Regions from separate parts of the Homo sapiens genome. Here region 2 is linked to region 1. A link is an interaction called in ENCODE POLR2A ChIA-PET data of the cell type or tissue named here. Cell type or tissue: Caco-2. All regions are shown on one strand.

What was found. ChIA-PET counts read pairs that join two places held together with the same protein. Peaks named below come from ENCODE experiments on the same cell type or tissue, not always from the same donor. Only the 100,000 strongest peaks of a DNase experiment are listed, where the experiment ranks them.
Region 2: POLR2A ChIA-PET joins it to region 1 with 16 read pairs; 1 of 35 experiments calls an interaction of 5 or more read pairs at or near these places.

The regions. Positions count from the first base shown.
Region 1 is chr2:223,929,393-223,931,892 of GRCh38, reverse strand. The region is part of intron 1 of WDFY1 (WD repeat and FYVE domain containing 1); the gene reads left to right. Among named protein-coding and RNA genes, the nearest start is that of WDFY1, 15 kb to the left of the region's middle. In Caco-2, no CTCF peak of the experiment used is centred here; DNase peaks (open chromatin) are centred at 1,222 and 2,107; H3K4me3 peaks cover 1,116 bases.
Region 2 is chr2:223,049,725-223,052,224 of GRCh38, reverse strand. KCNE4 (potassium voltage-gated channel subfamily E regulatory subunit 4) reads right to left here and starts at 35. Exons shown (of 2, transcript NM_080671.4): 1 at 1-35. In Caco-2, no CTCF peak of the experiment used is centred here; no DNase peak of the experiment used is centred here; H3K4me3 peaks cover 378 bases.

The DNA.
Region 1 (2,500 bases):
CCAACATGGCGAAACCCTGTCTGTACTAAAAATACAAAAATTAGCTGGGTGTGGTAGTGCATGCCTGTAGTCCCAGCTACTTGGGAAGCTGAGGCAAGAGAATTGCTTGAACCCGGGAGGCAGAGGCTGCAGTGAGCTGAGATCACGCCACTGCCTCCAACCTGTGCAACAGAGCAAGACTCTGTCTCAAAAAAAAAAAAAAAAAAGAAAGAAAAATATTAATGACTCCTGCAAGATGCCTCCTGGTTTGTGAGCCAGTGCTTTTCAGAGGAAAAAATTGTACCTTGAATCTATCTTTGCTCCTACTGTATTGTGGCTTAAATAGATGAGGCTTTCAAGACTTAGTGATTCCCTTAAGTGTATTTTAACCTTATTTTTAATTGGCTCTTTGATAGAGTTTAACAGTAGAAATAAAAAGGAATCCTTCTACTTATTATGATCATCAGGCATATCTTTCAGCAGATCAAAGATTAATCTCCCTGGAATAAACACTTTATTCTTAATCATAACTGTGGTTATAACTCCACTTTTCATATATCTACTATAGGAAGGTAAAGCATACAGAAGTTTTATCCTTGGTAGACAGGATAACAAACATTACTATATGATATTTAAGAGTAATAACTTTATTTTGTACTTCAGTGACTGCTTCCATTTTTAAGGATTCAAATTAGCACTTTTGCAAAATGGGAATCCTGTATTTCAATTAAGAGTTGAAATGGAGTTATTCGTACTATCTACTTTAAAATCCTTGGCATTCAATAAATGCCAAATGCTTTTTATTTTTAATTTTAACCTCAGATTCCTATGGTTCTTAAAGGTATATTATTTATTTGGAACAGAAAGCATGGTGTCAGTTAGCTCGTGCTACATAACAAACTACCTCAAAACTCAGTGGCTTAAAACAGCAGGGATTTGTCATTGTTCATGAGCCTACAGGTCACCTAGGCAGTGCTTCTGGCCTCAGCCAGGCTCACTCATGCTTGTGGCCAGCCGTGGGCCAGCTCTGCTGAGCTTAGCTGGACTCTTTCTCATGCCTGGGAGTGAGCTTGCTACAGGCGGGCCGAGGATGGCTTCAGCTAGGACAGTTGAGCTCTCTCCCATGTCGTCATTTGTCCTCTGGTAGGCTGGCCCCTGTGGTTCATGTGACGTGGCAGTCTTCCAAGACACAGAGTGAGAGCAAACCAGGCCTCAGGACCCAGTACTAGCACCCCATTCAGCCACATTTTTTTAAACATAGCGTCACTAGCCAACCCATATTCAAGGCTCAGAGAAATAGGCAAGGCACGGCAGTTCATGCCTGGGAGGCCAAGGAGGGCGGATCACGTGAGGTCAGGAATTCGAGACCAGTATGGTCAACATGGTGAAACCCCGTCTCTACTAAAAATACACAAACTTAGCCTGGCGTGGTGGCGCATGCCTGTAATCCCAGCTACTCAGGAGGCTGAGGCAAGAGAATCGCCTGAACCCGGTAGGCGGAGGTTGCAGTGAGCCGAGATCAAGCCATTGCACTCCAGCCTGGGTGACAGAACCGGACTCCGTCTCAAAACAAAAACAAGGCTCAGAGAAATATATTCCATCTCTTGATGGAAAGAGCTGCAAAATGGCTGATTGTAAGGAGCGTGGATGCAGGGAGGAGTAAAGAATTGAGCACATTGTTTTTTAAATTGTTTCACCACAGGCACTTACATACAATATCGCACGCTGTAGCTAGATTGGGCTAAATCTAGAGCTGGAGGTAGTGAGAGACTTTGTTGGAATCACCACTCGTATTTAGCACAGAGGTCAGTATTTCTTTGAACCAAGTGAGCTTTGAAGTTAGACCTGAACTTTTCCATACTCTGATTTATTTGGGGGGAAAAAGTAATTTACTGCTTCTTGTTTCCTTATTGTTTAGGAATTACTGCTTTGGAGGATAAAGTGTGGATTTCTAAAAAGCCTTTAAAAAAGTTTTACTTACTTACCACATAAGGCTGCTTTGCTTTGAATTGTTTACTTTGATAATGTTTTAAAGATGAACTTTCACCATCTTGATAAGAGAGAAAGTTGGTCAAACAACTAAATGAAGTCAGTCTGATGCAGTGCTGCTGTTGGTTTGTGTGATTTTCAGATCGTATCTCTCCTTGCTTCTGCTTCCTTAAGTGTAAAATGAAGGCAGAAGCGCCTGTCATCCCTGCCATCAGGATGTGGCACCTCGTTCTCAACAGACCACAAGCTTTTCATGAATCTTTATTTTTTTAAATTTTTTTTAGAGAAGGTGGTAGAGGGAAGTTCAGGGAGGTGCAGGGAGGTGGGAAATCACAGAGTTGCTTTTCACGAATCTTGATGTGTGTCTAGAATGCAGGAACATTCTTGTGTGTGCCACAACAGTTCAGTGTTGTGAGCTTGCAGGAAGTTAAGCAGGAGGCTGGGCACGGTGGCTCATGCCTGTAATCCCAGCACTTTGGGAGATCGAGGTGGGCAGATCACCTGAGGTCAGGAGTTCAAGACCAGCCTGACC
Region 2 (2,500 bases), 880 kb after region 1:
AGAGGGTTCTTCTGCTCTGTCCGGCTCTGCGCTCTGACAACTCCGCTGCTGCAGTTGGGATATATAGTCAAGAAGTGCATCGTCACGTGCTCTGGGAGGAAAATTTACAACAGAGATTGATCGTGGCAGAGTGAGCAGTGAACTGAAAGCACTGCAGTTCAACTCCCTGAACTTTGCAGCTGTGAAAAGTGAAAAAGACTGGGAAGTGGGAACTGCTCCTCAAGCCCCAGCACCCGGCCAGGGTTTTCAGGTAGCGGTGACGATGAGTGAAAAGAGGAGAAAGGGATGTGCTGTGCTGGAACCGTTACCCCAAAGTCCGCGCTCACTGAAAATTAGCTCATGCTTCGCGCGGCTCCTGGGGAATAACCATTATTGGGCTACAGGTTTTCAGAGGCAGCTGAATCCCATAATCTGGATGAAAGACAGTTGGAAGCAAGTGCGGGATTTACAGTCAAGGAACTGGGGCTTCGGTTTCAGTTCTTCCACTCCTTATGCAAATAAGATAAATCCTTCCTTAACCTCTCCGCACCTCACATTCCTCGTCTGTAAAATCGTTGTGCCTGGCGGGGGGGGGGGTCTTCTGCAGGTAGGATTATATAAACCACGTGACCTTTTGAGACCCTTTCAGCTTAACCCTTCTAAGATTGAAGGCTGCCTGGTGTTGCTTAGCCCTCTAAAAGCAGAGATTCTAGCTGCCTTCCACATCAAGGTCACAAACCTATGTTTATAATAATTTTTTTTTAAAAGCTCCCACATTCTTTTCAGTGGTCTGCATTAAGTGGAAACATGTTGTCGTAAAAGATACTATGGGCAGGTTTTGTTCCGTCCTGCCATACACAGCTGCTCCTCTGAAGCCTCATGCGGAGGCTATTGACACGTCTCTTTGCTGTCTCTCGTAGGTCAGGGGAGGAGCAGGACTATTTCAGAGTGCAACTAAGCACAGTTCAAGTTTTTTAAACCTCGGTAGACCCTGTGTTTAAATGGCTGCTGTGATCAAAATTGGAAGAGGAATTGCAGGCTTTAATGTCAGTCTCTCTGCTCCCTGGGCTGCTTATTCTGAGGCTTTCATGCTAAGTGGAAGGAAACTGGGAGAGATCCACTCCCTCCAGTTGTCTGTGGCCTGTGGATTGCAGCCAGACTGTCTTGTGGGCCAACTCTAAAGGAAACATCTCTCATGGTTCTGCTGTAGTCAAACTGACGCATGCGACATCCACCTGACCTGCTTGAACATATATAGCTTAGGCACTGGAATTTTCACTGCTGCTACAGGAACCCCCCTGGGTTTGCACCTGATCCTGATTCTAAGAAGACACCTGGAGGAAGAATAGGAAGATGAACTGAATGCTGCCATTTTTCCCACTTGACTACTCACCTGTGTTCATCCATAAATCCCCAGCTGGCACTGGAGGTACCAACCATCGACCACTCCAGCATCACGATCATCCATACAGTGGAACTGTGCTCACACCAGTAAAGATACCCTCACCATTGTGTTAATACGTAAAACCCTCCATAGCTACCTCAGCCATGGTAGACTTGGTCTTTTCAACAGGTGTCCATCATAAACACTAGAACACTTCCATCTATATCTAAGCCTACACTGGAATGTCTGGGACACTAGAACAAGATGGGCCCAAGAAAGAGATGCCTGTTGATTGTTGACCCTGGTATTTTTTATTGTATACCTTAGGACATACGAGATTGGTCATCATCCAGGGATTGTCCAACACCAAAGACTGGAAGCTTTGAGTAGGCAGAAAGGAGGTGGGGATAGGAGTTACCAGATTCAAGGAGCAGGAAGTACAAAGCCTGGTGCCAGGAAGCCAAACAGAGGCTGAAGTTTTAAACATAATAAATCCCCAAACCTGAGCCAACAGTCCCAAGGGAATACAACCAAGAAAAGAGATGAGTGTGGGGAAACATCGAGAATGAATTCCAAAGGACGAAGCAAGTCAGAGCCAAAGGAAAAGCAGGACTAATTGCAGGAGTCAGGGAAGGAACAGCCCAGAAGAAATTCTGGGGTGCCTGCTTGGAGTCCCTGCTGCCCCGATTCCCACATACTTCCTGCATGGATATTTCTACTAGAGTTAAACGAGGCCAACTGCAGTGTCTTAGTTCAGTAATCCCAATGCTTGAAGAGGCTGAGGTGGATGAATCACTTGAACCCAGGTGTTTGAGACCAGCGTGGGCAACACAGTGAGACCCCATCTCTACAAAAAAATACAAAAATTAACTAGGCCTGGTGGCGAGTGCCTGTAGTCCCAGCTACTTGGGAGGCTGGGGTGGGAGGATCACTCGAGACCAGGAGTTCAAGGCTGCAATGAGGTCTGAACATGCCACTACACTCCAGCCTGGGTGACAGAGCGAGATCTCTAAATAAATAGAATAGAATAGAATAGAATAGAATAGAATAGAACAGAACAGAATAAAATAGTTCAATGAAATGATGCAAAGAAAGCACCATGTCTGGCCAAATGCACATGCTCAGTGCCTGTGTTTA